4 separate regions of the Mus musculus genome follow, and regions 2, 3 and 4 are each linked to region 1. The links are chromatin loops, found by intact Hi-C in ENCODE. Cell type or tissue: left cerebral cortex. All regions are shown on one strand.

Region 1 (8,000 bases):
CTTCAGAAGTCACAGTGTCAGAGGCTCTTTGTGCTAAGTGTCCAGCCTGTCTTCTTGACTTTACAGGACAAATACTCTAGTGCCACTTTCCAGAATACACATTAGGTTGACACAGGTTATTAATAGGTATGTAAATAAAAGGCATTTGGAAAAGGGGCACTCCAGTGTTTGTCTTAGTGTGATGTTTTCCTTAGTTTGAAGAATATGTTTTCTTTGTTCACAAGTTTTCATTCTAATTCTAGTTTTACCGAAAGATTATATTTTTATTATTTAATCGAGAACTGTGATTTTTCTGTAATTGATTTAAGTGAGCATTTGGAAAAGCAATCATTGTAAACACAGCTTTTGGGAATACTAGCAAATGATAAAGCCATGTTTCTCTTAAAATAGAATTCTGTGTAGAGTTTGTATCAGTCCAGGCAAATCAGGTAAATGCGTTATTTTTATAACTTGAGAAATCATAAAATTTTCTCCCTATGGATCTGCTGCTCATTGATTGCCTCAAAGCAAAGTAACCAGTATATCAATTATCTTAAGGGGATACGGTTTGCAGTGTATTTGGGGTAGGCCATTTCTTCCTAAGGAAAGAAAGCTTTGGGTAAGAAAAAAAATATACTTCTTTTGTAATTGTTATTACTTCGATGAGGGTGGTTGGTTGGTTTATTTTGCTTAAAATGTTGCTTTTCCCTTTGTTGAGGGTTGTTTGTTTGTTTGTTTTGATGTACGTTTATGTAATAGTTGACTCTCTCTCATTTGTGAACACTGAGGCATGGAAAGGCCCTCTGAGTTGGTTTATGTTTGCTTTGGTTCTGTGATGGGCCCTTCTGCACTGATCCAAGGCCATGCTGGAGGCCTTGGGAGGAGAGGGAAGATGGGTGAAGAGTGGGGCGAGGCTGCACTTCATTTCTCATTTGCTTCCAAAATAAGATGGCTCACATTCCTATCCATTAGCACATTTTCCTGTCCTTCCTTAAATAGCCTGTGGAGTAGAAACTCACATGACTCTGCTTCAAATGTTTAATCCTGTAAGGGAAAAAAATTATCCTGTCACCTTGCTCTTCCCTAGTCTAGGGAAATGAACTTCAAAAGAATTTCCAAACCATGGCATGGTGATTTCAATACTGCTAAAGAACAGTGTGGGTAAGATACAGAACACACCAGATCTCCTCAACCCTGGCTGGATTCTGACAAAACCAGAGCCAAAACATGGGGTTCCGTCTTGTGCATCTGCAGCCTATAGAGGTTCTAGAAAGACCATCTTTAATCCTGAAGGCCAAATGTGTACTGTTCCACGGGAGAAACTCATCACGGTTCATCTGTTCAATAAATTATCTAAGGCCTGTTTGTGCCATCCTTTGGGTCCTTATGCAAACCAGCCTCCTTAATGCTAGCCCAGTGCAAATTACCAGTGGCTTTTGAGACTAGGAACAAAGAGTAAATAGGTGAAGGTGCTTCACGTAGACAGGACTCAAAGGTAGTGAGAGCTTTCAAAGTACCTTACTGTTGCTCCCGTAATGAACAACCATAAGCTTTGCAATTTAAAACAGTGTATACTTAGACAGTGTATACTTGGGATTTTACTGTTTTGTAGGATGGGCCTCCAACACTTATCTCAGTGACTAAAATCAAGGTGTTGTGTGGCTTTGTTCCTCCTTGGGAGCAGAGGAGAATCTCTTCCTAGCATCTAGGTCCTTTTCCTGGATTCTCTGGGTTACTTACATTCCTGGTTCATGGCCCCTTCCATCCTCTTCAAAGACAAGGGGCAGGGTTGGGTCCTTCTCCCATTGTGTGTCACTTTCCTCTTTAGCCTCTTCCCTTTTCTCACATCAGAACTGCTTATGTCTCCCTACCTATAGCGAGCAAGGGTAGAAACATAGTAACAAATGCATTTTGCCTATTCAAGTAACACATTTGCTTATTCTCTGAGTTAAGACCTGGGCATCCTTGGGTGCTATTGCTCTCAGTGCCTCTGTATAATCAGGCCACCGTCCTCCTCTGTGTACCCATAATGCTTTGGTGTCTTGTAATCATATTGCTGTCAGTTTGCTCGAAGCTCTTTCCAGACAGACTGAGGTCCAAGATGGAGACTGTCTCATCTCTGCATTTCCTCCTCTAATTCCTTCCCCTCCTCTATTTAATCCCCAACCCCTGCAAGCTTGGAATCACTGAACTCAGTACCTATAATCCCTAAATGACCCTGCTGTGGACCTACATAGACACGCGATCACTTCACCCAGTACACACATGAAGCTGAACTTTCTGTGAAACTCCTTGTGATTAAAAAAAAAAAAAAACAATAACAACAAGTGTGACTGGTGTGGTTTCCATCAGCATAAAGCAATTAATATTTGAATTCTCAGTCAAACGTTGAGCCTAGTGCTGCAGATGGTTTGATCTGCTCCATTGCTTGGCTCAGCAAGCCTCTCCCTCAGTCCGATTTGCCATGTTGTTCTTTGTGTTTAAAGAAGCAGGGCACGTTTACAAAGCATGTCTGGAAAAAAGGAAATGATGTATGGAAAATACCTATGTAGAGTATAGAGTCAGGTGACTCCTCAGCTGGAATCAGGGGCTATAAATATGTCAGTGACTTCATATCTACCATGGGACTGGTATTTTCCATCTTTAAACACAATTTTAATAAACTTAGATGAATTTGTTTTTTGAAAGTAGAACATAAGTTACCCACAGAGATATTTTACACACACAAACAGACACACACACACACACAATACGAATAAGGTCTTTACCTCAATAACAGAATCAATCCTTTCCTTTGGAAGGAATTTGACATTCACTGTGGATTTTGCAGTCTGTTGAGAATAGTCACCATCACTTGAGGTAGAAATAGAGGAAATGATTAATTTAGAAAGGAGAAGGATTGTGGGGTGGGTGGAAGTGACATTTTCTGCATTGTATTCTTAGAAACTTAGACTTTCAGAGTTGGATGTGCCGCTGATAAAACTGTTCCCTAGCATAAGAGGAAACGGAAGCCAAGGAAACTTTCAGTCCCTGGGGCAAGTTGGTGCTGAGGGCAAAAACCCAAGCTGCAGTCAAGTCTCCAGATCTCGTTAGCCTTTCTCAGCCCTGCACTCATCTCAGGACCCTCGGTGGTTTCACAGAGGAGACCAGACGATGGTCTCTGCTCCTCAGATGCCTGCATGGCAGTCCCTACCCCAGGCTTGCTGGTGAGCGAAAAGAACTCTGTGTAGTTTATCTCCTGTTGGACACAGCCCCACTGTGTCCCTGTGCCCATGGAAGGAGGGTGGACAGGCAAGCAGAGCCAACGCACCACCAGAACATTTTTCAAGATCCAGAATCGGACCAAAGTGATGGGTTCTGTGCCCTGGGACTTGCTGTCACTTCAGCATTTGTGTCTCTCACTTGGCTTTGTGTAACAAGATGTCATTTAAAAAAACTGTGCAGTTTTCAAACATTGTTCTAATGAGCCTGTGACAGAGGACATTCCTTTGGTTCAGGGAACAGGACAGCAGGCATGCTGACGGTAGAGCAAGTATTCACGTGGCATTGTCACCCACAGAGAGAAATGACTTACTTAGTGTAGGCCCTGCAAGTTTTACACTTAAATGAAAATACGGTTCTCAACAGTGGGTGTTTAGCAGTGTCTATAGACATGTGGGAGTGTCCTATCAGGGGAAGAGGGGTGACTTGCTTAGAGCAAATGGAGGCCATACAGGACTCTCCCCCACAACCTAAAAGTATCCAGTCTAACATATCACTCGAGCCAAGAAAGAGAAACCCTCCTATGGAAGTTTTTGACTTAGCTAATTCTTGGCTTTAGAAGATTGTTCAGAGGACTGAGAAACAGACTAACCTAGGCATATCTGGTCTGGTACAGGTTAAGAAGAGTTCTGTAATCTTAACAGGGTGAATGGACAGGTACAAGGACCTCATTTGGAGATTGGGAGCCAATGAAAGCATTCTCTGTATGACTTGGCCTCTCCCTCAGGCCTCTGTTCTTAGTTATCAGAGTGGAAAGGCAGTTTCTCTTGGTTCTTTCCATCTGTGGGTTCAAGGCTTTAGGTATACTGGGGGTGTTGTTGCTGTTGTGTTTGAGGGAGAGGAGGGTGTCTTGAAATAGTTTCAAGAACCGGATTTGAAGAGATAAGAATAAACAGAACAAAGGGACTCTGTGCCATTGCCGTCGTCACACAAACAGCTGCAGGCAGCGAAGCTGTGCCAGGTGAGGGATTGGGTCTCAGCAAACTCCATCATCACCAAGGACACAGAGAAAGGAGAGGAGGGCCCAAGAGGACATACTGATTGGGAGGATGCCCTAAGCCTTCCTCTGGCTCTAAGCTCTGCTCAGGGGCAGCTGTCCTGGAAAGATTTGCATTTCCTTGTTCCTTTTTGAATCTTTGAAAGAAAATTTCCATATTGTGTGGGGTTCCCTGCCCCCAACACCAGGTGGTTACCTTTCATACAGACTGAACCATGTGGTACAGATGCACAAGCACTTCCAATCCTGTTCCTCGGTTAGGGCCCCCAGCCAAGATGGAACCCCTCCCATCACCACACCTCCTCCATTGGAGCCCAGCAGCTGTGGTGCTGACCTGCCTGGCAGCCCTAGTTGGTGGTGGTCTGCAGAAGCCAAGGCTGCTTGCGTTCACTTCTGTTCACATACTAGTTCATTCTCTCAAAAGCTCATTCGTTTACCCAACTGGATGGCAGAAGTTTCTCTCAAGCTAGATAACCAAATCAGGTGTGTGTTTAGTTCAGAAGCCTGCCTGTTGCTAAGCAACCATAGGTAGACTCTGGAGCCCGTATCAGATGCTAGGGCTGGAGCAAAGATTAAAGGATCCTATCCAGGCACAGGCTGTGTCTAACAAGGCCTAGAAGAAGGCAAGATGGAGGTGTGTGTGTGGGGCGGGGTGGGGTGGCAGGTTAGGCTATTTAAAGAGGCACAGAATGCACAGAACAGCAGCCACCATGGGGGATGTAGTGGGGAGTGAGCAGAACTTTTATACAAAGGCCCAAGGAACATGTCAGAAAATAGAACACAGGAATCTCCAGATTTTAACTCCTTGTTTGTGTGTATGCTGAATGCTTACTGCCATGGGACCTGCCCATGGAAGGAGCTCTACAGTCAGAATATGTATCCATAGCCTATAGACTCTGAGTGTTGAGATGATCCATCCAGCAGCTACCAAGTCGCTTACTGAATAAAGCGTATTCGTGGCTGAGGAGTGTTAATAGATTGCTTTGTTCTGTTAGTCCAACATGTCCTAGTTGCTGGGACGGTCGTCTGTATCCTTGGACTCTAATAAAATGACTGATTATGAACAGAAGTGTTCCTTGAAGTGGCTTGTATTTGGTGATTGAGTTCATGAGTGCTGAGCTAGCTCTGAACAAAGGCTGTGGTAAGATGGCCAGGAGATGACCACAGTTGGACAGAGCACACAGTCCGTAAAGGCCTGGACTATGGAAACATTCCGATTAACTGTGTACCTCAGGAAAGGTGGAGCAGCCATCCTGAAGGGAGCAGTTGATGATGGACCAGACTCTTCATTCTGTGCTATCACGGCAGGTCATGCATCTACTGGGACCACAAGGGATCCCATTCTGATGAGCCACTGGAAGCGGGTTTGTTAGGATCAAGTCTCAAGGGTCTACAAACAATCTCACATCCATCCAAGTGGTGATCACTGCCAGGGAAGAGTCCTAAATAGTTTGTTGGTAGCTCAGACATCTGTGGTCTTAAACAATTCCAAAAACAATTCAATACTGCTCTTTTGGAGCTCGGGGGGCGGGGTGCAGAAATCAGTGACGCCCCAGCCTTCCTTATATGGTAATGCTGGAGGTTGCAGGCATGGGAAGCGAAGTTGCTTCCCCCATTACTACCTGGGGATATGCCTAATCTGCTCCCCTTTCTTGATATCAGTATGACCTGGAAAGTTGTAACCCAAAGGAGGCATGGCACATTTGCTTTCTGTTGTATCTCTACTGGTGTAACTATGACCGAAGAGTGCTTCTACAGGCATGACTATAAATGGGGAGAAAATAGTAGATACAGAAAAAAAATGGTGGAATAAAAAACATTAAATCATATGAAATAAGTGGCTTTCAGTTCCTGACCATAAATGCTGGAAACAAAATGAAACCGGAAAGTATTCTTTCAGTAATTTGTATGTATAAGAAACCTTTCTGGTCATTAGCTTACTACCTTTGTTTTATAGAGGAAGAAACAAAACCCCTGGGTGTCAGGACCCTTTTTCAGCATCTCATGATTCTGCCCCATTGGCAGTCATAGCCCTTCTTGACTTTGACTTTATATTGCACAAACAGTCTTTATTCCTGTAGTGTGCAACATATCCATATGCTATATATGGTATCAGATATTTAGAGGTATGTTAAGATACATATTTATTCCCATTGAAAATTAAACCAAGAGGGATAAAATTCTTCACTGGTAGAGATTTGAGAGCGAAGGCAAAGCTGTTCTCCCTTCTAGCCCTGCTTCTCCATTGTTATTAATTTTCTCTTCATAGCTCATTTTCCTAGATCAAGAAGCTTGGGTGCCAATAAGTAGCCAATACAACCTGAGGCACAAATGGGGGAAGTGACATGTAATTCCTGCCTCTCGGAGGCAGCTCACTTCTGCTTCCATTCTCTCTTCAGATAGAGAGCCATGGAAGTGTCCAGCTTTGTAATTTCTCTTCTGCAGTAAGGGATTGCAGCCATGTGTCCTAGCCTTGGTGGTACTCTGTGGAAAGTGCGTGTGATTCCCTCTACTTAGCTGAACAAATCACTTAGTGGAGTGGGAAAGTTCTGACGTCTCTTGGCCGAGACGATCAAGGGATACACAATGAGCATTGACAGAGTACTCCTGTGCCCAGAAGTAATGTCCAGTTTCGCTGTAGATCTTGGCCCTCTAAAGATTGGTTATTGTTGGGCTGGAGAGATGGCCCAGTGGTTAAAAGCACTGACTGCTCTTCCAGAGGTCCTGAGTTCAATTCCCAGCAACCACATGGTGGCTTACAACCATCTGTAATGGGATCCGATGCCCCCTTCTGATGTGTCTGACAGCTACAGCGTATTCATATACATAAAAATACATAGAAATAAATAAATCTTTATAAGGAAAAAAAAAGGATTGGTTATTGTCCTGGCTTAGCTCCTGAAATCAATCCTCCCACCCTGTGTGTGTGTGTGTGTGTGTGTGTGTGTGTGTGTGTGTGTGTGTGTGTTATCTAGCAAAGCTGTGAAGACATGAAGGAAATATAAAGCAGGGCTGGAGTGAGCAACCTCTTGAAGCAAGAAGGGACAATGTAAAGGCAGGAATGGGTGAAAAAGTAGAAGTTACTTAGAATTTCTTTCACAGAAGAGGAGTTGGTTTGCCCCTGTCCCACACAGAGCTGCCCAACAGCCCAAGTTCTAATTAACTCTCCAAAAATCCCAGACTGCCACCATTACAATGGCCATCTTCTTGGGCCCCTCAGTGCCCAGGTCTCTGTGCACCCGAATGTAGAGTGTTTTGTGAAAATGGAAGTCTGGAGGAATAACGCTTGGCTTTGGCCCTCACCTGCCTACACACCTGTGGAAAAGAGGTGACCATAAGTAATGCAAATAAGAAAAGCAACTGGTGGCATTACCTGGAGGCAGGTCTACGAAGCCATCAGCAAGCCCATGGATTAGCTGGAGGACTGAGCGGGACCTGTGCTCCCTTGAAACGTTAGACTGACAGTGCTGGTGTTCTTCATGACCAGTGACAATGTGGGACAGAGTGGTCTGGACATGAACTTGGGGTGAAAAGTCCTGACTTCTAGGGCTCACTTTTCCATGTAGGTGGCACGTGGCTCAGGATAACCTGCTTTGGGTTACAGTTTCATCATAGGGAAGTCAAAAATAACTTAGTAGTGTGCCTGACTAGGAGCACTCACAAAGGCCAACTTATCAAGAGAATGCTGAAGTGCTCCCGTGCACCCTTCATTCCCAGCACCCACCTCACCCCAGCCACAGAGACTGAGGTGGAGTCCTGACAA
Region 2 (8,000 bases), 93 kb before region 1:
TACAACTGTGTGGGCTTCAGAGATTACATTGAGGTCATCAGGCTTGGTGGCAAGCATCTTTACCCACCGAGCCATCTCATCAGCTTCTGCTTACGTGATGTCTCGCCTTGTTTCATTTTTGTTGTTTGTTTGTTTGTTTGTTTGTTTTCTTTTAAAGTCTCACTCTATAGTCCAAATAGGCCAGGAACTCTATGTAGCCCAGGCTGGTCTTGAACTCACACTTCGCCTGCTTCAGCCTCTCTTTTGGTTTATTTTTGCAACGCTAGGGAAGCACTGTGCATACACTGTTGAACCACCTGACGGAGCCTTGCGCACGCTTGGCAAGCACTGCGCATGCGCTGTGGAACCTCTCTGCCAGCCACAGAAAATGACTTGTTTTACTTAGCAGCGCATATTCTCTGTCATCTGAACACTGCTTTAGGAGTTTCATGCAGAACCAGGTCCCCCGTCATTGCTTCGGTTCCTTCCAGGCCTTCCATTTGGGAGACATGACACCCTTGGCTCCTGAGCACAGCGCTGAGTACAAACAGTTACATATTCCATTCTAGAGAGTGTGATCCGTAGGGAGGATCCCTGAGCACTCTGTGCCTTCCCGAGCCAACTCTCTGATATCACGGTGGAGGGTAATTTAGTGAGACAGTTCACTAACTAGATAATTCCAGAATTCTATGATTTGAAACATTGGGGGGTGGGGGAGCAGGGACAATGCGTTCTGTGTCCCAAACAACTGAGTTTTTGTCTCCCGACTCCATTGAGATGTCTGGGCCTAGCTGTACCTATAGTCACTGAGTACGCAGATAGGTGCGTATAAGGTATGCGTACAGATAGCAGTGATCAAAGACGGGCTGTTTGGACTTTACCATGTTTTACTTACCCTCTGCCTTGAGAGCCTTCGTGAAGGCACTTGTCTTCTGCTCACAGTAGTTCTTTGAAGCATCCGTCATTATCTCCTCTCTGCAGATGAGGGACTTGAGGCCGGCAGAGGCGAGATAAAGCCCACCCAGCTCCCAGCTCCCAGCTCCCAGTTCCCAAGCCTTTCTTCTCTGGTGCCCGGTGCCTCCCAGCCCCATTCTAGCGAGCTTTCCTCTTAGCTGCTTTCTCTTGCCAAGTCCTTCCCTGCGGGCGAAAGGCCATCTTTTAAAAAGATCATTGTAAAGTAGAATTGTTTCCTTCTAGATATCCAGAATATGGGTTCCCTCTGAGCCAATCAAATGCCACCATGCACCAGTGTTTCGGGTCTCAGCCGTGGTGAGGGGCCAGTAGGCGTGGTCCCAGTGGCTGATGCAAAGACAAGGAAAACCTCCTAAAATCACACCGTACAGTTGCAAGGCTTAAATATACTGCGAGTATATTTAAGAGCTTGGGGTGTGAAGAGAGGACACATTTGTCCTTTTAATATATTATATTACAGTAGTCACCTAAATGTCACTTGAGACCTGAGCTGGAATGCACATTTGCTCCTCATCCGAGAGATCCTTCAGGACCCTGTCTTGCCTCAGTTTCTCTGCTAGGCCTAGAGATTCCACAGTTGGAAACAGGCCCCGAGCTTGCAGATGCTTTGTCTTATTTGAGTAGCTCAAGTGCCAAAAGGCCTTTTTATATTACCTCAATGTCAGATTAGTTCCCTTAGAAGTAGTATGGCCATGTGAGGAAAAATGCTTCATGTAGGACCAGGCAAGCCATATCCCAATGTGGGCTGACTTGTTAAAGGGTGAAAATCATCACTCTTTGTGCCATTGCTTCGCCAAAGTGCCAATCTATTGAAGGTTGAGTCTGTGTCATTCTTTGTAACCCTGTGGACTGGAAGATTTGCTTTACAGGAACTAATAGAAATTGGGGATAAATGTTGGACGTATCCATCTGGCCTGCAATGCATACTTCCTGGTTTCCTGCTGAGTATAGACACAGACTTTGGGCTTCTCAGGAAGTCCCAGAATGCAGTGTCAGGAATCTGTCATGTTCCGGTGGTAACTGAGGAGAGGAAGGCTCACAAGCGTGGAAGATGAAGACAGCCAAAGCCTTATCCTGGATGTTCAGGCCTAAGCTCGGGGTGTAGGCTCTTTCCGCAACAATCCCTTGAACTACATTTCTCTCCCTGGAGTAGGAGGAGGGTGTAGGAGTGAGAACCAGTGACGTGGACGAGAAGTCAGTAACTTTAGCTGTTTTAGCTGTTCCCAGATCTGCCTGGTGTGACTGACTGAGGATGGGCCACATTGCAAGATGAACCCAGACACGATAGTGATCTTAGTGTTTAGGTTGGGAAGTGTTTTCTTTCCCTGGGAGATATGGAAGTCTGCTGAGGAGGTTCGAAGGATTGAGGAGTAAGGCAAGAGCCATTTGGAATTCAAGACCACCACCTTCCATGAGAACCTAGACACTGAGGGCCCATGAATTCCCCAAGTGTGTGGGCTGGAAGCAGGCAGGAAGAGATCTGGAGGAGAGACCCGACAATGATAAGGGTCTGCCACAAGAACATAGGCTGCTTCCTGGGCTGAATTGAGTTCCCTTATTCTGCATGGTGAAGGCAGGTTCTGGCTGGGAACCTGGACTACTGTCCCCTCAGGACAATATGGCCGAGGCATGGTAATGGAACCTATACTAGAACTTATTAGAGACTAAGGTGGAATGTGGCAATGAGGTTGAAGGGAGAAAGTAACAACACCACAGAAACTGGGGGCAAGAGCTCTCTAGACACAGCAGCTAGAGTGTCCCTGAAGAGCCTTGTAGAGCCCAAAGGTTCTAGAATCCTCTCTAGATGCCCTCAACTCAAAGATGTACCTGTGACGGATCCTGCTCTTCCCAGGCATGAGTGACAGGTCACGGGTCTTCTTTTAGTGAGTCTTATTCCTCCTAAGGCCACTGGGACAGCCCACATTCCTCAAGGCCACAGCCTGGATGGACTCCCTCAGGAGGAGGCAGGCAGCTTATCTCGCTGCTCTGGTTCTTGTGCTGGGTCCTATCTGAATATTAACCCTCCAGGACAGCTCTTCAGGCATGGCACTTTGTCACTTGCCTATTGACTGTGAAGTAATGGACCACCAATGCCTCAGGCTAGCTTGCGGCTGATATACCTCTGCAGCAGCGTCCTGTGTGTTATCTTGGCAACAAGCATCTTTATTTATACACATGATGCCTTGCATTTGAAATTTGCTTCAGAGTTCTTACATTCTATTATCTAACAGGGCCCCGCTGTAAGAAAATGCAAGTTAGGAAACTAATTTGAGGCGAGAGTGAGGCAAAAATATGATCCTTACTGTTGCTTTTGTATAAATTATAACTTTCTTTAAAAAAAAAAAACAGCAAGTACTTCAGTTACAAAACAATAAAAAAATAACAGAGCACTGCAAAGCTGTGTGGTGTAAGCATCTCTGAGACCTACCAAAAAATCTAAAGAGTAGATGAAAACTTCCGGCCCAGCTATATAAAATAAGAAGTTGCGATGTCTTAAGTAGGAATCCCTTTACTGTTTGAAAGAAAATACGTTTGAAATGTCACATGGCAAAGAAATGGACGGTCTAAGCTGCAATCCATTTATTTATTTTTATCCAGGTGCTATTCACAGAGCATAAAAGTCTACTGTTTTAGGGTGAAAACTGGAGGCAAGCTGACTTCCCTCTGGCTCGAAGACACTCCAGAACATAGCCCAGGATACCTCAGTTCTGACCCCTTGAGCCGTAGGAAGGTGTTTAGCTGCCTTTCTGTTTTGTGGCTGTGTCTTCCATTGGGAGTCATCTACTGGATTCTTCTGTGTCTGACTTCTTTCCCTCAGCGTGTTTCCAGGCTTCACGCCCTTTGTAATATGGATCAGTACTTTATTTCCTGTTCGGCTGAATAACCAGTATTTTTAGCATCAAAACATTTAAGGGGGGGGGTGTGTGATGAAAACTCCGGCACCCACCCACACGTAGACCCAGTATATCAGTCCCTCCGTGGGCAATAACCTCCTCTCACAGCAAGAGCGAGAGTTTAAGTTGATCATAAAGTACAAGCACTAAAGGAACATGTGCAGCTAAGGCTGTAATTTGTTGCATATTTAAAACACAGGAAGGAGGTAGGCAGCTCCACGCAAGGATTACAGGTCATTCTTTGTATAATACACACTTCCCGGGAAACAAAATATGTCCCATAAAGAACGTAAAGAGGATTAACAAAATTATTCTTGAGGCTCTTGCATCCTGGGAGCCTGTCAACACGTGAGTCTTCCAGGGAGTGTTTGGAGCACATGTGGACCCATTGATGCCCTGCAATAGTCCCTGGGTTGAGGCCTGGCTCTTTCTCCAGCTTCTGGGAGTGGCTTAGAGTTGCCTCAAGCACAAATGAGAATAATAATACCTACTCGTGTTCCCTTGACGAGACCCACATCCTAATTCCTGGGATCTATAACCACCTAGCATCTGTTGGCTTATTGGAAAGGACAATCTACTATGGCCCTTTCAGAGGCAAAGATCATTCTGGATTTTCCAAGTGTCCCTCAGGTCATCGCAGAGAAACTCTAGAGACAGGCAGAGAAGGTGGTGATGTCAAGATGCAGGCCAAGGCTGAGCAGAAGCCAGGGATCGCTGAGGCTTGCAGCAGTGAGAAGCTGGAAGGCACCAGCTTCTCCTTCCGAGCCTCAGGGAGAGAACTTATTAGCATCTGGCTTTCAGCCAGTACTAGTGGACTATCTGTCTACCTTTAACAGTGTCGCCGATACAGCAGGCTTTCTCAACCATGGCACTGGTAACATTTGGTAATTCTTGCCTGGGGAGCTGGCCCCTGCGTGTGGGACATTAGCAGCACTCATTCCTACCTGCTAGATACCATAGTACCTCTCCCTAGTTGTGATGATCAAAAATGTCTCCATGCCTTGCCAGTATCACAAATAAAATAAAATAAAAATCATTCCTTTTTGAGAATCACTAGAGGGTTTGGCCCTCACTGCTTCTTTAAGTGACCATGTGGTTGGGGGAGGGCCAGACAGCCTCATCACAGTGAGGATATTCAAATGATACAGTATATGGTAAGGCCCCAGAACTGTTCCTGGTAAGACATACATGAAGGTTACTAACCCACGACTGCCATACTAGTTTATTACCCAGCATTCTCTGTAGCACCTGCTCTAGAGTCAACAGGCATTTGAAGCCTTTTCCCCAAAAAGTCGTTTCTATTACAAAGATCAAATGTGGGGTGGGGCAGGCAGTATGGCCCAGTGATAAAGATGCTTGTTGTCAAGCTTGATGGCCTGAGATCGAGACTCAGGACCCACATGGCAAAAGGAAAGAACTGACTCCTTCAAGTTGTCCTCTGACCTCCCACGTGCACACACTGGCACACGTTTCTCACCCAAATAAATAAATGGGATAAAAAAGTTACAAAAAGGTGGACACATGTAGCCCCCTTCCTTGGTTTCTCCTCCTGTCTCAGAGCATCCCATCACTGGTCCTATGGGCTGTGGAAACTTGGCTTGATGGAGCACCTGTCAGTCAGGCAAACTCCTTGAACTCTTTAACTAATACCCTTGGATAAACTGTAACAAGCAAACCTTTCCACGTGTCAATGACACGTCTGTTACTCCATAATTACAGCTTTCTCCACGGTGACTGGAGCTGTTGAATTCACTAAGGAATTGTGTCAGTGGCCCCATTCAAATACGTGAAATATTTAGCAGCGTTTAGCAGCTTTCAGTGAAGGTTAGAGTGTTGTGAATAGATACTGCCATCTATTTTTACAAGGAAGAGGAATTTGGTCCAACTGGGGACTAGGCCATTGTGCCTCTGTGCCCTGGGGACATGACTGTGAATGCAGATGTTTCTAAGAGTCTTAATTCTGGCCTGCAATAATGATAATGTGCTCAGTAACTCTGTAAAAGGTCTAGGAATTGAGAGTAAAAAACCATTGAAGATCTTCGCAAGGATAATCGAAAATAACTTCGGTGTGGTGGAGCCCAGTGCTCAGTGATGCACAGTTTATGACTGCTGCTTGGGTGACTGTGCTTTTCAAAGCACACTCCTTTGAAGAGCATACTCCTGCTCGTCCTTCTGAACGTCTTTCCTGGGAATGCCTTTCAAAGGCAGCCCCTGTGGCTTCGGTTTTTCCAGCTGCCGTGGGAATTCTCTCTAGCAATGGTTTGGGGATCAGTCCCGGCAGGCAAGCAGACTCAGGGAAAGTGTGTGCCTAGCAGGTAAGAGGCCTGGTCCAGGTCTCTGGGATTCTTGATCTCCACTTGAAAATTAGATGACTTTGGGGAAGTCAGTAGGCTTACTCGCCTGAGCCTCGGGAGCCTTATAACCATTATTGCAAGGATTAAAGTATTAGAAGCGGGTGGACTTGTATCAAGGGCATGTTATACACAAGAAAATGTTGGTAATAAGAATTTTGTGATTAACGTAGAATCTTATTTCTAAGGTACCTTATAATTAGGCGCTGCAATTATAATCTGTGTGTGTGAAGTATACCTGTAATTATCAGTTTTAATAAGCAGTCACTTTTCAAATATACCCTGTCTAACAATGGGGCTCCACACAGCCAGCTAGGGCTGGCCTCCCGTGAGCTTGGGCCTGCGGTGCTCTTCCGTATGCTGGGTATGTTTATACAAAAGTGGGCTGAAATGAGAGAACAGAGGCACTGGATAATTGGGCTCATGAAAGTCCAACTTATAAACTATTTGTAGTCAGTTCTTGTGGACGATTCTGTGGCCCAACCTTCTCAGGTGCTATTTGGCACTCCTCTTTGTGGACAAAGACTTATACAGACACTTGACTCTGGGCTACAGTGAGCCACCCTGTTATATTTCCTGGATGAACTGGGGTATTTTTTAGTGAGTCAAGGCTTCACTGGGAAATGGCTAGAATCAGGGTTGATTCTCACATCTGAAGTATCCTGCTGCTCTATGGGAGAGGGCTGCGGATGGGAAAGGGTGACTTCCCAGCAATGTCAACAATCTAAAATTTCCCCTTTGAAATGTTTGCTTCTGGGGCTGGGAGCATAGCCCAGTGGTGTCCTCACTTGGCATGCGCAGGCTCTCGGGAAGATCAAATTGCCATTAAAAAATTTTTTTTATGTTACATGATCTGTATTTTTTTTTCAGGATCGGCACCCAAATCTATATTCCTGCTTCCCTGTATAATACTGAAAATTTGTTCAGATTGTAATGTCTGTTTTGGCTTGTTTTCTATTGCTATGATAAGCATCATGCCCAAAAGCAACTTGGGGAGGAGAGGGGTTATCTGGCTTAGACCTCCAGAGGTATATTAACGAAGGAACTCTAGACAGAAACCTGGAGCAGAAACCAGGAACGAGTGTTGTTTACTGGTTTGCTCCATAGTTTCTGTTCAGCTAGCTTTCCTACATAGACCAGGACCCCTTGCCCAGGGATGGTACAGCCCACAGAAGGTCCATTAATTAGCAATCAAGCAAATGCTACACAGACGTGCCAACAGGCCAACTCCCAGCTGAGACTTCTTAAGATTAACTTTGAGCTGTGTCAAGTTGACAGCTAGAGCTATCTTTTATATTTTACATGGAGTTAAGTGTCTTTAGTGTGTGTAACATTCTGTGCCATAGACTCACTTGGGATGTTATGTAGTTGTATTGATTCCATAGATAGATGTCAATTGTATAGATTCAGGTTATCGGGAAAGCCTTCGCTTTGATGGGTGCCTGGTAAATGTTAATTGAGTATATATTGCTTCCTAAGTTGTCTGTAACTTTATAATGTAAATATTATTGGCAATAGACTTGAACTGTATTACACTGAAGCTCTTAGAGTTTGTCATGTGACCAGATCCTAGAGATGTTTGGTTACTCAGTTAGGGCAAGGCCAGGACACTGCTTTTTAACTGAACTTGTATACAAATAGACCCTCTTGGCCGTTCATATAGTTTGACTTTAAAAAAAAAATCCTCCCTCTTCTTTCTCTTTGTTCAATGCAAGCAGTCTGGTACTACAGAGACACTGTGCCTTTAGCAGCTATAATGTGTATCTCCTGTCTGCCCTTGACTGCTGATAGCCACTAGGAGTAT
Region 3 (8,000 bases), 110 kb before region 1:
GCTAGAGTAAGCAGTGAAAAGGGAGAAATGAGCATTTTATTTCCACTTGTCTTGTGGGACTTAGCGCCTTGCAGAATGTGTTTTCAGGTATTTGTAAGTGTGTCTCACCTTTCTCCGTTGGATTTTAAACTCATCGAGTAAAGAAGGGGCTCATTTAATTTTCAATGAGGTTGACAAATGGAATTCTCTTCAATCCAAGGTCTTGTTAACTGAATTGTGCGGATTCCTTTGTTTAATAGTGTCATTCAAAATGATATGGAACCATTTCAGAGGATAACTTGGCTCCCTATCAGTACGTATTCATTGTGTTCAATGAGCGAGCCACTCCACACTTTATTGTAGTAGACTGTGTGAGATGACTCTGCCCAACTGTAGGGTAATGTAGATAGTCTTAGTGCGTTTCCTGTGATATTTTGGTAGGTTAGATACATTAAATGCATTTCCAGCGTACTCCAGGCTCAGCTTGTAGTGAGTCTGATACATCCTGGAAGGCTCATGTAATCCTTGTCATGTTTGACATTCAGAACGGGGTTCGCTCTCTTACCATTTCTAGTTAATGCTCTCCTAGTATCGGAGGATTAGCCATGACTCGTTTTAAAGTTCTCACCCACCTCTCTCAAGATACAGGATGTGGTCACCTACAGCTTATAAAAAGGAGACCAGAGGAAGAGCTGCTGTGTTCAAGTCTGGCAGCTAAACCAGAGGCCAGTGAGCCGTGAAAACAAAAACAAAGAACTACCATGGCCAAAACTATAGGAAGACCAGGGTATGCTCTGGGCCAAGCTCTCTTAAGTAGCATCTGGCATGAGAGCGCTGGCAAGAGCAGAGAACAGAAAGGTCTCTCTGTCCCTTAGGTGAGGCCGAGTAGATCGGAATTCCAATGACTGGCATAGTGAGTGAGCATGTCTGGTATAGCTCACTGTCCTGAGTCTCCTGATGGTGACACAGAAAAGTGAGCGTTGGTACTTTGCACCTGCAAGGAAATTTAGTCCCCTTTCTTCCACAATAAAAAGAGAAGTTTATTTCATTTAGGCAAGGGCCGCCACAATGTAATTGCAAATGCCTGTGTAGTTGTGTAATGGAATTGGTGGCAACTTATTTTTAGAAACCTTAAGAAGCAGACCACAGAGTTGCCTGTGGGAAGTGAGAAGCCGATTGCTGAAGGGACCTTGCCGCACATTGTTGGGGTGCTTATGTGTCACATGCTCCTGCTGCAGGGTAGTCTCTGGCCTGGCTTGCAGAGACACCACAGGCAGGGCCACGATGCTCATGCAGGGTATTCCTCCAGCATCTGCCTTGTCCCTAACAACTCCAAAAGCCCGAGAGCTCACCTCCACTGCACTTCAAGCTTCACAGCCTTGCATATTTCGTTTGTCTCTATTTCTTTTCTTGCCTCTGTCTGGGTTCTCTCCAGTGCCCACCCATGATCAATGCATCTAAACTTTTGTCAGCTGATGTAGCTTTTCGAAACAGCTCTGTTTTTTATCAGTCTTTTGAATTGTTTTTCTCCTCTCAGTTTATCTCTGCTCTGATCTTTGCTGGTTCTTGCCTTTGCTGTACTAGTTCCTTGAAATGCTTTGCCAGGTTGCTGATTTGAAATCTGTATACATACTTGTATATTAGCAATATTTATTTAGTGTAGTGCTGAGGATTGAACCGAGGCCCTGGCGCATTCTAGGTAAGCACTGCCACTGAAGTTTATGCCCAAGTCAGTCTTTCTAGCTTGCTTGCTTGCTTTTCTTTTCTTTTCTTTTCTTTTCTTTTCTTTTCTTTTCTTTTCTTTTCTTTTCCTTTCCTTTCCTTTCTCTTTCTTTCTTTCTTTCTTTCTTTCTTTCTTTCTTTCTTTCTTCCTTCCTTCCTTCCTCTCTCTCTCTCTCTCTTTTTCTTTCTTTCTTTCTTTCTTTCTTTCTTTCTTTCTTTCTTTTATTCTTTGAGACAGGGTTTCTCTATGTAGCTCTGGCTATCCTGGAACTCACTCTGTACACCAGGCTGGCCTCAAACTCAGAAATTCGCCTGCCTCTGCCTCCCAAGTGCTGGGATTAAAGATGTGTGCCACCACGCCCAGCAACCACCTTTCTTTCTTTCTTTCTTTCTTTCTTTCTTTTTTTTTTTTTTTTTTTTTGGTTTTTTCAAGACAGGGTTTCTCTGTATAGCCCTGGCTGTCCTGGAACTCACTTTGTAGACCAGGCTGGCCTCGAACTCAGAAATCCGCCTGCCTCCGCCTCCCAAGTGCTGGGATTAAAGGCGTGCGCCACCACTGCCTGGCTTCTTTCTTTCTTTCTTTCTTTCTTTCTTTCTTTCTTTCTTTCTTTCTTTCTTTCTTCCTTTCTCTCTCTCTCTCTCTCTCTCTCTCCCTCTCTCTCTCTCTCTCCCTTTCTTTCTCTCTCTCTCTCTCTCTCTCTCTCTCTCTCTCTCTCCCTCCCTCCCTCCCTTCCTTCCTTCCTTCGTTCCATTCTTGTATGTATGTATGTACGTATGTATGTATGTACGTATGTATGTATGTATTTGAGGTAGGTACCTACTGCTCTGATGTTCCTCTTTGTACTGCTTTTTCTATATTCTCTCACTTTGGGTATTTTACATTTCCATGTGCATTTTGTGTGCACTGTTTTGCTTTGTGATTACTGCGAAGAATGATAGTCAAGCCCAATGCTCCCTGAAGAATATTTTAAAGTGTCACCTTCCTTGTGCCCTGTTAAATCCATATACATGTGCTTTAGGTCCATTAGGTTTGGGGAGGCACAATTGAATAAAAGTTTTCTCAGTTAACTTAAAGCAACTGTGGACGCTTGCCCGAGGCCTACACAAGAATGGCTCCCAATAAGCATGGATGGAGGAAAGAAGCTGAGGGCCCTACTCCTCACTGTGGAACCATTTGTAACAATAGACTCAGCGGTTGGGGTTGGGGAGAATCATTGCCTTCTGTTGTGTATCTACTAGTAACCTCCCTAGGCTCCAATGCACAGTTCCCATCCATCCCCCAGATGGTCCTGGTTTAACTAAGTGCACCCCAGCACCACCCAAAAGTTATTAATCTAAGACTTGGATGGGCAAGGATAAAGGGGATAATATAGAGGGCGGACAGAAAGAGTGATCAGGGTCTATTACATATACATATAAGATTGTCAAAGAATAAAATTTATTTATCAAAAATAAATTTAATTAATAACAACGTTTTCTCTCATTTTCCTATTGTACTCAAAAGGCAGAATTGTCAGGGGTAATTTTGACTAGTGTTGGCTAGTCTTATGTCAACTTGACACAAGCTAGAGTCACCTGAAAGGAGGGAACCTCAATGGAGAAAATGCCTTTATAAGATATGGCTGCAGGCAAGCCTATAGGGCATTTTCTTAATTAGTGATTGATGGGGAGGGCCCAGCCCATTGTGGATGGGGCCATCCCTGGACTGGTTGTCCTGGGTTCTGTAAGAAAGCAAGCTGAGCAAGCCAGAGAAATCAAGCCACAAACAGCACCGCTCCATGGCCTCCAGGTTCCTGCCCTGTTTCAGTTGCTGTCCTGGCTTCCTTCAGTGATGGAAGTGTAAGGCAAATAAACTCTTTCCTCCCCAACTTGCTTTTGATCATGGTGTTTCATCACAGCAATAGAAACCCCAGCTCGGGCACCAGTATTTGTTAGGAGGCTGTGAGGGGCATAGTGTTGATAACGAGCTTGAAATTTGGCTTCCCATTCTGGCTCTGCAGCTCCCCTATGACCTCAGGAAAGTCTTTCATCTGCCTCAGTCAGTTCCTTCAGGCCTTCAGCTGCAAAACGAGATGGTTCTGTTCTTTCTTCGCTTCATTTCTGTGCAATAAACTTTCAAATATTTGCTAGTGGTTATTGGACTGCTCCGACTGATCAAAGCCCAAAGTGCACATGGGAAGCCGATGAGGTCGCTTCTACTAAGGAGCTCACAGTGTGATTGGGGAGATCTGCCTCTGAGCTATAACAGTCCCCCCCCCCAGGGGGGTGCAAAGAAAGATGAGTCTCAGCTGGGGTCACAGGGAGGGCAAGGTCATGCATGGTAAAGGCCTCTTGTTTGTGAGAGCCACACAGAACTGGTAAACGTAGAAGGAACTGTAGACCAAGGAAGACTTAGGTGGGAAGGAAGGACAAGAACAAAGGATCAAAGGTAGCTGTCTGTTTAGTTAAGTGCTCGGCTGGAATCGAACCCTGGGAGCCTTCAGAGATGGACTGCGTGCTTAGATGCTCATCCTCCACCCCACCTCCCCACATCGCCTCCCTCCTCCGTGTTGACACTCTCCATTGCCTGACAGTAGTAACAGATACTTGTTCCTGTGGCTTCAAGTAGTCCTGAGGCTCATGGGAATAACCAGGTTTACAGAAGAAAAACAGGACTGATATAGAAGGAAGACACGCCTGTCTGTAACACCAGAGTGTGACGGGAAGGCCGCTCTGCAGAGCATTTGGTGAGGTTAAAGGAGTGGGCAGCCCATCTGCTAGATGGTTGTGGGAATCTTCTGCCAACCAGACAGATGGTGGCGAAGGCTGGTACCTCATTGCTACAAACTGAAAAACTGGAAAAGCCAATAGGAAGTGACTGTCTCTGCCTCTGCGGCGTGAATAATAGGGCCACTCACCCCCCACCCCCATGTGTGGCCTCTTTTGGGTCCCTTTGAATATAACAGAAAAGCTTGTTTTACTAGATCTTACGTTGACTGCTAAGGCAAAATTACCTTCTGAGTTGAAACCTGGGGAGCCTTTGAAGCTGGAGGTCATGAGTTCTTGGGATTTTATTTATTTATATTTTAAGATTTATTTATTATTATAGGTAAGTACACTATAGCTGTCTTCAGATGCACCAGAAGAGGGCGTCAGATCTCATTACAGATGGTTGTGAGCCACCACGTGGTTGCTGGGATTTGAACTCAGGACCTTTGGAAGAGCAGTCAGTGCTCTTACCCGCTGAGCCATCTCACCAGCCTATTTTTTTAAAAAAGCAAACTTTATTTTAGAGCACTTTTAGATTTAGAGGATGTGTTAGCTTCTGTTGTTATGACAAAACAATTGAGGAAAATCAGCTTTAAGAATCATTTCACTCGCAGTTTTAGAAGTGTCAGCCCTCAGTCAGGTGGCTGCTGCTTTCAGCCTGTGGGGAGACGTCTCATCATGGTAGCAGGGTGTGCTGGAGAAAGGTGTTTCCTTTATAGCATCCAAGAAGCCAATGAAATGCCAGACGTGGTGGCGCACACCTTTAATTCCAGCACTTGGGAGGCAGAGGCAGGTAAATTTCTGAGTTCCAGGCCAGTCTGGTCTACAGAGTGAGTTCCAGGACAGCCAGGACTACACAAAGAAACCCTGTCTCGAAAAACAAAACAAAACAAAACAAAACAAAACAACAACAACAGAAGCCAATGAGATAAGGTTCAACCCCAGTGATGTAATTTCCATCCACTTGGCATTACTTCTCGATAGTGCCATAGATTGGTGACCAAGCCCTAACACGGGTCTTTTGGGATGCTACAGATCCACAACATAGAAGAGTTCTGTCATACATAGCAGTAGAGAGAATTCTTGGTATCTTACCTCCAGGTTTCTTTCTTTGTCCTTCATTGGTGTGGTACGTTTGTCTTAAGTCCAGAGCAGATAACAATTTTTAACTTCAGTCTACAATTGACTCAGGTTTTACATTTCTCCCCATGTCCCTTTCTTCTGAGATCCTATCACATGACCCCTTAGGCTCCTCTTGGTTGTCTCTTGGATTTTCCCTGCTTTTCCTGGCCTTGACAATTTTGAGAATTACTGTCAAGTGGTTTTATATAAAGCCCTTCGATGGAGATTTGTCCATTGTTTTTATCATTAGACTAGAATAGTGCATCCTGGGAAGGTCAAACGCCATCCTCACGACATCACATTAGGACACTAGTTCAGTCACGAGGGTTATCACCTCTGATACTGCTCTAGACTAGCTGGCCGCTCGCCAGGTGTGCTAATGCTAAAGGTTTCTTTTCACTTCCTTCTGTTTTTATTCTGGAATAGCTAGCAGGATGTCACTATGTCCAGCCTACAGAACAAGACTGGCAAGTGATACACCTTTTCATTGGGGTAGATGTCGCCTCAAAATGATGTGGAATTCTTCTGCAGGGAAGATGTGTCTGCTCTTTGTTTCATTCAGTTACTTGGATCATTAGTAACTTGGTAACTTACTTACGCACATTTTGCTTTGTTTTTTTTCTGCTTTGAATCGCAGTCAAAGATCACTTTATTTTGTAGCTCAACTCACCCCTGCCTCCGATCCTTTTCTTCCTCTTTCTGACCTTCCTGTATCCCTTAGCATCCCTTGGTTTCAAGGGGCTCATCTGTTTGTATCTCCCAGGACACTGCGTGCTCCTGTCTCATCTCTGACCCTTTGGAGTGTATAAGAATGACAAAAAAAAAAAAAAAAACAACCCAGATGGTGATGAGATGTGTTGCCAGGGTGGGTCTGAAAAGCATCAGAAGGAATGAAGCAGACCTTAGAGTGTTTCAAGGATCTGGGACCAAGGAGAAATGAGAATGTCTGAGACTCTTGATTGCATAAGTATGATGAGACTTGGGGGGGGGGCGCTGGTGATTAATTGAGATTTTAAAAAGTCATGCACAGAAAATGGAGAAACGCTATAGTCAGAGTTGAGACTTCCAAAATTATCACCATCCCAAGTTACTGACTGACTGACTGACTCCTGGTCCGTGAAAAGCCTAACAAGGCGCATCAATGTGGAGTTTTATGGCTCATCCACACCCCAGCTATATTGAAATGGAAGCTGCTTTGATGTCTCCGAAGTCAGTTCTAATCCTGGTTCATTCACCGAACAGGTTTCCATTTAACACCCCTGTCACCCCTGTGCGAACTCATTTAAGCACTAAGAGCACTTCAGTGAACAGGCCTGCTGAATTCTGTGTCCTCGAGGCGTGTATATCTAACTCAAGAAGATGGGTCTCAAATAGGTAGTTTTTTTAAGTATGTCGGGTGAATAATATGAGCTGTAAAGTAAAGATAAGGGACATGGAGCATTCTGGAGCCGGGCAGTGGAATTTTTGTTTACAGAGGTAGTGTAAGAAATCTCCATTGATAAGGGGACCTATAGCAGAGACCAGGTGGAAGCAAGGAAGTGAGCTGGCACAGGCTGGCAAAGTGTCTGCACTCATCATCCATAGCAAGTAAGGCTAGATAGAGTGGGCTCACCATGGTAGAGATATAGACTGAGTGAGGGCAAACACTCGTGCCTGGGCAGGGGACACTGCTCATAGAATGTGTGAGTGATTGTCCCCAGAACTAAGAGTCATTTTGGATACGGTGCCCATGAAGCTGTCGGGACTTGGTCTTTGTTTCAGGTACAAAAGAGGCATCAAGACTTCTGAGCAGAGAAACAAGGTCATTGGTTTCACACTTGAAAGGACTGCTCAGGCCACTGTGGATAGCGGGGACGGAAGAACAGAATTGGGGACACTACTTCAGAGATCTTTTTATCTATTAGTATGTGCTAATGCGTTTTAATTTTATCCTATTTTATGTTTCATATGTGAATTGTCTGCACACTACTTGCCTCTCGTATATCTTAATACTGTCCTTGACTCTGTACTGTTAAGTAGCAGTATAATAATAGTTTGTGTGTCTCTTCTCATTGCTGTAAACAATATGAATTTAGTGTCGATAATAACACGAGTTCATTACCCTCTAGCTCTAGAGGTCAGAAGTCCTAAATTTGAGGTCCTGGCTAGAAAATGCTCTTACTGGGGCCCACCCCTGCCAGGAGCATATTTTCCTGACTCTTCTAGTTTCTCAAGGCTGCCATCATTCTGTAGCTCACAGCTACTTCCTGTCTGTTTTGTCTCTCCGCTGTCCTTTGCCACCTCTGCTGCCATGGCCTGTGCCTTTTCCTCTATCTTGCTTTCCTTGCTCCCCTTTCTACAGACCCTGCGATGGCAGTGGCCCTTCCTGCACAGGCCAGAGCTTTAATTTAATCAGATCTTACTTATCTTAGACTGAAACATTCCCAGAT
Region 4 (8,000 bases), 92 kb after region 1:
GGACTTTCATCCTTTCCACCCTTCCAGTGCCTCATAGACTATTGTGCAAACCACTAGCCCATATGTCCCCAGCCTTCATATCTTTGCTAAAGGCGGCCACCTTTCATGTCTGATTTTCTTTTTTAGTAATTTTCTTTCCAGCTCTGTAAACAATATTATCTTGCCACTAGGGACTGGGGAGGAATGAATGATGTCTGGAATAGCAGGGTTGTCCTCCAGTTTCTACAGGCTTGGACCACTTTGGACGAGGATAGCCCCTCATCACCCCTACCTCCATAGCAATCAGCTCCTCTCCTCTGTGTTCTACTAGAAGCAGATCATCATTTTGGTCATATCATCATTGTCCTTACTGAGCCACAAACACCGCTCACAGCCCTGCCCTGTTGGAAGGCATTGTCACTTTGCCATGTGTTTCCCCATCCCTGCCCCCCTGAATGAGTTCTGTTCTGTTCTTAGATATCTTATAATAATTACTACTGGTTAAATCTCAAGCTTCCTTCCATGTCTGTTTGACTCAGATAGACTGTATCAGATCCATATACCTGGATGCTTTTCCTAGACACTTCCGGCCTATTCCAGTCTGCTCCCTGTGCGTGGTACCTGTCAATTCTGACATTCACCTCTACTCTGGGTTCAGTATCTTCTCTGAACTCGACTCCATTGCTTATGGTCTTTGTATTTTTCCTCTTACTAACTTATTCCTTGACTTTTATGGAAACCATCCTCCAGTCATTTTTTGAGATAGAGCTTATAGGAAGTCTTGAGACTCTATATATCTAAAAGGTCTTTATGCTACTGGATTGGCAAGGCCTTGAGTCTTATTGGGGTCAGTCTTCCTTAAGGCCTTTGAGGGCATTATTGTACTGTGTTCAGGCTACCTGGGCTGATGAGGGGTTCAAAGTTCCTGTTTCCTAATCTCATGTATGTGGTCTACTTGCTCTCCCTCCTAAAGCTTAGAGATCGTCTCTGTTTTCTGATAAAGTGCATGAGGTTGGTGGGCTGATTGTCACCCATGGTAAAGGACACTGTCACTTTCCAGTCTACACTCAGGTCCTCCAGGGTGAGACGTTTTTGTTTGTTTGTTTGTCTGTCTGACTTGGCTTTTGTAATTAGCAATCTTGTTGATTTCCTTGCCTCTGTTTCTCTCTCTCTCTCTCTCTCTCTCTCTCTCTCTCTCTCTCTCTCTCTCTCTCATTATGATCTTGATGGGGAAAAAAAAACACCAAGCACTGACTGTCCATGTTTCCATGTTGATTGATCCCACCTGCCATCTTATCTTTGTTAAGTGTATCTATGGCTAAGTATATCTATTGTTAAGTGTATCTATGGCTAAGTATATCTATTGTTAAGTGTATCTATGGCTAAGTATATCTATTGTTAAGTGTATCTATGGCTAAGTATATCTATTGTTAAGTGTATCTATGGCTAAGTATATCTATTGTTAAGTGTATCTATGGCTAAGTATATGGATTGTTAAGTGTATCTATTGTTAAGTGTAGTAACCTTGATTTCTCCTCAGCCTGTCACTGAGTCAGTCCTGTTACCACATTTCTCTTTCCAAGACCTCTCTTGTCCCAGTTATTTCCTTGTTTAGGTGCCTCCTTCTTTTATTTCAAACTTTGATCCAGGCGATACTGGGTGTGGATTTGGGGGTGCATTTTTCTCTCCCTTATAATCTTACCTCTTTCCAATTAGCTTTTTTTCCCCCCTGTATTGTCACCTCCCTTACAATAGTGGCTTTTCTTAGGTTTCTATAATACTTAGTTGTCTGCTGAGGCTTAAAAGTGTGCCACTGTAAATCTGCAGAGACAGGGTGTAAATTGGCTGTTACCTAGTGCTAAGAAAGGGTTTGGGAAAAACAAAGTGATTGCTAATGAGCACAGTCACCTCACAAGTGACAAAGAAAACATTGTTAAATTGATTGTGTGCTTGTCACACAGCTCTGGGTATACTGAAAACACTGAATTGCGTGATTTAAGTGAATCAATTGTTTGGTATGTGTATAATATTTCAATAACATTAGCAAACAAAAAATGGGACACAGGGAGTCTAGGGCTGGGGCCTGGGAGCCTGGGGCTGGGGCTTGTTATTTGTAGATTTGCTCTGGGGTAATTCACCAGCGTTACTCGTGTTAGGAGTCTCTCAGGTCAGATTCCCCAGAAAAGACTCCCTTGTCTCTCAGCCTGCAAGATAAAGGCTGGTTTTATGGGCTAACCCCACCTCATCCCCATGTTTGTTCCTAACCTACGCTGTAACTGGTGCTCTGTGATCCAAAGACTCTCTGTTCTACCCACTCCTGAGACTAAGACTTGGAAAAAAAATAGAGTTGAAAAAAGACAGTTGCGTAGTAAAGAGAATTCTGGAAGCTGATCTGCCTGCTTAACTAGACTTTTAGCCAGAGGCATCTGTCTTACCCTCTCTCCCTCTCCCCAACTAAATGCACACTTTCCCTCTTATTCCTGACTTGTTAAGGAGCTCTGGGGATCAAAATAGAGAAAATGAAGTGAGCAGGGAAACATGTATCAAAAATAGACAGTTTGTCTTCTCCGGTTCCTCTGATCCATCATGTTATCTACTACTGAGGGTCCGTTTTCATTTAAGATTCTGATTTGGGGGAGAAAAAACAGAATAAGCATTTATTTCGGGACAAGTTATTCTTGTAGTTGCAGAATCAAAAGGTGGAAGCAGATTCCTCCCCTACCAAAGGTAGAAATAGTACTTTTCATGTGTAGACAGAAGGACAACTCCTGTCTGAATCCAGAGACCTAGTTAAGTTCATTTAAACATAACGTTTATCATTGGCTCTTTTGAGATTTAAAACAAATAATAACAATAAAAGCTGAAGCCCCTGGCCAAGAGGGGAAGCCTCCCTGAGCTCGAGCAAGGTTGAAGGTCTCGATTCTCACGGCCTCGTAAAGAAGAGAGACATTGCATTATTGTGATGGGGAGAGGAAAGCCTTGCTGCTTTTCGTACATGTTCTCCTCACATGACTCCCTGGTCTTAAAGGAGCTATTCCGTTCATCTATACTAAATGTAGGGCTCAGAGGATTCAAATGATGCGGGGAACAGTAGCCAACCACTATCCTCTGAGATGCTTGAGCAGGCAGCTAACTCGGTTCCTGTTTCTGCTGCCAGTGCGTAGGATTATACCACACATCCCAGACATACTTCTTAAAGAAGCAGATGAATCATCAAGAGAGAGAAAGCCAGTCATTGTTTAAAGTGCCATTTTGCCATGTGTACTGGCACATTCAAGACAATTTCGAATTACCTTGTGACTAAAGCATTTCAGTATCTTAAGATGTTAGTCATGACTGACATCTCTGAGATTGCCTGTCTCTCGAGCCTTGCAACTCTTTTTTCCAATCTAAATGTTGAAGAAAGAAAAATTGACTTTCATTTTCCATGCTGGGGACTGATTCCAGGGCCTCCCGTGTGCTGTGCACAGCTCAACCACTAAATGTTACTGCAAGCCCTGAATAGGCCCCGCATGTCTACATAGCATATACAATGATGCATGCATGTATACATGGCATATACAATGATGTATGCATGTATACATGGTATACACAATGATGCATGCATGCATACGTGGCATATACAATGATGCATGCATGTATACATGGTATACACAATGATGCATGTCAGCATGCCCTTCCCAGGATATCACAGCCATTCAAAACTCACTCCATAATGTGAAAGGAGAGAAATAAAAATGTGAGAGGCCTTGCTCAAAAACTGTTAACAAGAGCATCGTGATACGCTTTGATTATCTCAGAATTCTCAACATTAAGACAAGAAGATCGTGAGTTCTTGGCCAGCCTGAGCTTCAGAGTATATCCAGGGTTAGCCTAAGTTACATAACAAAATACACACACACACACACACACACACACACACACACACACACAGAAGCAGGCAGGACATTAAACTAAGCTGGGACAGTTGCCCTGGTCACTTGTCTGTGAAGCCAGCCCTGGAGGAAGACACTTAGCAGCCCTGAAGGAAGACACTTGTCGTATCTGCTGATTATAATGTACACTTTTAACCTGTTACCATGACTAGCCCTCTGTCTAAGGATCCTTGCTACAAGATCATCAGGGATAACTTATGAAGTCCTTCCTAAACTTCCACCTCGCAAATCCTATAGTTCAGTCACAAACCTGGCATCCTTCATACAATAGTCCCTTGCCCTGGGTGATCCCTGCCAGGGTGCTGAGTGCTTTGTGGCAGGAATTTCAGGTCGTTTCTTCCCGCTCTGACAGTAGCTTTCAGTGGGTCGGTTCTTCAAGCCAAATTAAATGAAAACTTGAGATCAGATCCGAAAGGGAGGGGGAAAAAAACCTTAAATAAAAATATATCTTCTGTTTCTAAGCTCCTGGCAGTTAGTAGACCTTGTGTCTACTACCCATGTGTGCACGCACACACATACACATTCACACACAGAGATCACACACTCAGACACACACACAGAGAGATCACACACACACACTCAGACACACACAGAGAGAGATCACACACCTTGTTTTTCAACTCAGTTCATCTGAGCACCTGCTACTCATTTTCGAAGGAAATTAAATCAATAGCATTTTTTTCTTGCCCGTTGGCAGTCTTTAAGCATCCTCCTCTCATTTTCAAGAGTGCTTTATATTCAGACATGTGCACGTGTCCTTTAGCTTGTTTATTTTGAATTTCAAGTCTCATAGACACTCAGAAATTCCTGTCGCTCCACCCTCTCCCACGGAGGCCCTTTCCACTCACATGATGGATGGACTAAAATGTCTCCTGGGGGCTTCCAAAATGATTTAAAATGCCATTTAGAGATGTCAAGGCCCCAGAAGGGAGGGAAAGGGCTAAAGTTTATTTATCATAAGTAAACATCCTATCTTGCTATCTCCGAACAGTGCATGTATTGATACCTTGAACTTTGAAGAAGTTTGGCATCTGTTCTGTGGCTGCTTGCTGTGAAGGCTACTCCCTTGAGTTTGTCTCCAAACAAGCCGAGTCTGACTTGGGTCTAACCTGACTCCATACGCAGTCCAGGGAGCTGCTGAGGCTCTGTGTGAATAAGAGCTAAAAGCTCCTTCCTCCCTAGGGCAAAGAGTCAGAAGCCAGGCGTGAGGGATTACAAAGGAGGGATTGTCCTAATAAAGCAGACGTTAGTGCTATAGCTAAGAAAGAAACAGGCAACTTGCAAGAGCTAAGGGACCTGGGAAGAGAAATGGCATGGAGCTTTTTAAACTAGAATATCCTTGCGTTTCCCTGTGACCTTGCCTCTGGAGGAGTTTCTTGAGTCAGTCCTCACAGTAAACACAGAGGAAAAGACAACTGACTGTTTCACATACAATAATGCCTCTTCACTCTCCTCATGGACAGAGCCAGCCCAAGCATGAAGCCTTAAAGGGGTCTGGACTGGAAGCTGCCCCTCCCCCCAACCCCACCCCCGACAAACTGTGCCTCCTTTGTAGGCTTGCACAACTTTTCATAGATTGGATTGGCTCACTCAGTAATTAAACAGCTGTGTCACTTAATATCCCATGTCTCCTCATCTACTGGAGATTAAGGATCTCCACCACAAAAAAAAAAAAAAAAAAAAAAAAAGTTACTGCAAGAGTGGGCACAGTGGTTCGTGGTGCAGTTGGAGCTACTGAGGTAAAAGGCTCATGTGAGCCCAGGAGTTCAAGACAAGCCTGGGTATTGTAATGAGACCCCACAGCTAAAGAGAAAATGAAGGGTCACTTCTTTGCCTTTTGGCTGATATCAAGGGTCAGAGAAGAAGGGGAGCCAGGCCCAGTGGCTCACACCTGTACCCCTAGCACTTGGAGACAGGAGCAAAAGAATTATTGTGAGTCTGAGGCTAAACTGGGTTACAGAATAAGACCCTGGTTCAAGGAGAAGGAGGAAGAGAAGTGAAGGAGAATAATAATAATCAGGGAGATGTCTCAGTTATAAACATGCCCATCACACAAACACAGTATCTGAGTTCAGATCCCCGGAACCCACAGAAAATGCTGGGTATACCAGCATGTGTATGTCACCTCAGTGCTAGGGGACAGAGACAGGTAGATCCCTGAGACTTACACAGCTAGTCAACATAGTATGTATATATGTATATATGTATATATGTATATATGTATATATGTATATATGTATATACATATGTATATATGTATATATATATACACACACATATATATGTGTATGTATATATATACACACACATATATATGTATACACACACATATATATATATATGTATGTATATACACAAACACACACACATATATATATATAAACACACACACAAACACACATGCAAATACAAATAAAATAGAGAATGGTGGAGGAAAATACCTCCTGGCCTCGGACACACATCCTCACAACATATGCATTCTATGGGTGCAAAAAAAAGGAGAAGGTGGGGGGTAGGTAGTTGATGTAAGGATGCAATGAGAAAACCTCTATGCCGAGGAACAGAGTGGGACAGCCTAGACTAGAATGTTCCAGCAATGGCCAGTTTTTAATCATGCTACACACTGGGCACTGTGCACATTAGCAGGGTCAAAGAACGCCAGTCCCCAAAGGTGGAAACCTCTACATCCTTTCCACATCACCTCTGACTTCCAACGAAGAAGCGTTCTCATCCCTGGTCCAGCTTGGCAGCCACTGTCAATGTAATTTCAAAGTACGAGGTGCAGATGGGGAAAGGGGACCTTTTGGCCTGCAGTGGTCCCCAGAGGCTCGTGCATGTGAACACTTGGGTGCCAGCTGGTGGTGCTGTTGTGAAGTCGTAGAGATGTAGCCGGTGGGGACCATCTAGAGGAAGTAGGTGTTGGTGGGTGGAGCTTGGCGTTTATAACCCACTCCCACTTCCTGTCCCAGCTCTATCCCTGATCTTGAAAGACATAGCCTGCTCTGCCACAAGCTCCCAGCTCCAGGCAAGGAGCCCGGCTTGCCACTCATTTCACACCATGAAATCATGAACCGAAATAAATCCTCCCTTAAGCAACTTTTTATCAGGTGTTCGTTCCCAGCAGTGACAACAGTAACCAATGCAGCACCCCTGGAAAAGCTCATGCCTGGGGCCTGGTACAGTCTACGTCAGACAACATAGTTCTACAAGCCCATCCCTTTGACAAACTAAGAACAGCTTAGGAAACTTGTGCGCAAATGCCTAGCATAGCAAGAGGGATAGAAATCCTCTCCCGTAAGTGAATGATTTCTGAACTAACTCTAAAGTGGAGCCCAAAACACAGAAGTTTCTATTCTTTGCTTTTTAAGAAGGCTGGAGAAGGTAAGAGTTAAGAGTACTTGCTGCTCTCCTAGAGGACCTGGGCTTGGTTCTTCACATATACTTCAGGCAGCTCACAACTACCAATAACTCCAGCCCCGGGGATCAGTGTTCTCTTCTGGCCTGCCAGAGCACCACCACTCTTTCTTTCTCTCCCTCCCCCCATATCATCTCTCTCTCTCTCCCTCTCCCTCTCCCTTTCTCTCTCTCTCTCTCTCTCTCTCTCTCTCTCTCTCTCTCTCTCTCTGTCACACACACACACACACTTAAGATTAAAATAAATATAACTTTAAAGGTAGTTAAGTATTCAGAGAGCAAAACATTGGGCACAGAGGGCAAAGGTGCCAACTGAAGGAGCTCTCCATGGCTGAACCGAAACAATGTAAGCAATAGAACAGCATGGGTTGAGTTGTACACACCCCTTTCCCAAGTTAGAAGGGCCAATAGAATACGTGGATATGAATCTGTGGTTTAAAACATGAGGGCAGGGGGAGGAAGCTCCTACAGGAACACTGCAAGTGTTCTGTCCAGGTGCCCTGTCTGCCATAGGGAAGATAAACGTCGTCCCTTATACCCAGACTGCAGGCCACACTCAGCTGCGCCCTGCCTAGTAAGGCAGTGTAGGAAGAAGGAAGGGGACTTGGTGGTCTCGGAGCGTCATATATACTACCTTGACAAAGCCATCGAGTATGACATCGTCAGTGACCA

Evidence for each region. A loop is a pair of places that touch in the nucleus more often than their neighbours do. Peaks named below come from ENCODE experiments on the same cell type or tissue, not always from the same donor. Only the 100,000 strongest peaks of a DNase experiment are listed, where the experiment ranks them.
Region 2: a loop joins it to region 1, with 2.3 times the contacts of the local background. A loop is called at or near these places in 2 of 42 quality-filtered maps.
Region 3: a loop joins it to region 1, with 2.1 times the contacts of the local background. A loop is called at or near these places in 2 of 42 quality-filtered maps.
Region 4: a loop joins it to region 1, with 9 times the contacts of the local background. A loop is called at or near these places in 3 of 42 quality-filtered maps.

What each region holds. Positions count from the first base shown.
Region 1 is chr19:24,412,762-24,420,761 of GRCm38, reverse strand. The region is part of intron 3 of Pip5k1b (phosphatidylinositol-4-phosphate 5-kinase, type 1 beta); the gene reads left to right. Pip5k1bos (phosphatidylinositol-4-phosphate 5-kinase, type 1 beta, opposite strand) reads right to left here and starts at 4,753. Exons shown (of 6, transcript NR_167769.1): 1 at 4,572-4,753; 2 at 2,748-2,832; 3 at 1,720-1,850. In left cerebral cortex, no CTCF peak of the experiment used is centred here; DNase peaks (open chromatin) are centred at 2,921, 3,570, 4,116, 4,524 and 3 more places; H3K27ac peaks cover 1,930 bases.
Region 2 is chr19:24,506,237-24,514,236 of GRCm38, reverse strand. All of the region lies in intron 1 of Pip5k1b (phosphatidylinositol-4-phosphate 5-kinase, type 1 beta), which reads left to right. Among named protein-coding and RNA genes, the nearest start is that of Gm52399, 28 kb to the right of the region's middle. In left cerebral cortex, no CTCF peak of the experiment used is centred here; DNase peaks (open chromatin) are centred at 2,102, 3,139 and 3,871.
Region 3 is chr19:24,520,128-24,528,127 of GRCm38, reverse strand. All of the region lies in intron 1 of Pip5k1b (phosphatidylinositol-4-phosphate 5-kinase, type 1 beta), which reads left to right. Among named protein-coding and RNA genes, the nearest start is that of Pip5k1b, 32 kb to the left of the region's middle. In left cerebral cortex, no CTCF peak of the experiment used is centred here; DNase peaks (open chromatin) are centred at 1,151 and 4,445; H3K27ac peaks cover 206 bases.
Region 4 is chr19:24,321,078-24,329,077 of GRCm38, reverse strand. The region is part of intron 13 of Pip5k1b (phosphatidylinositol-4-phosphate 5-kinase, type 1 beta); the gene reads left to right. Among named protein-coding and RNA genes, the nearest start is that of Fxn, 44 kb to the right of the region's middle. In left cerebral cortex, no CTCF peak of the experiment used is centred here; DNase peaks (open chromatin) are centred at 2,318 and 3,169; H3K27ac peaks cover 734 bases.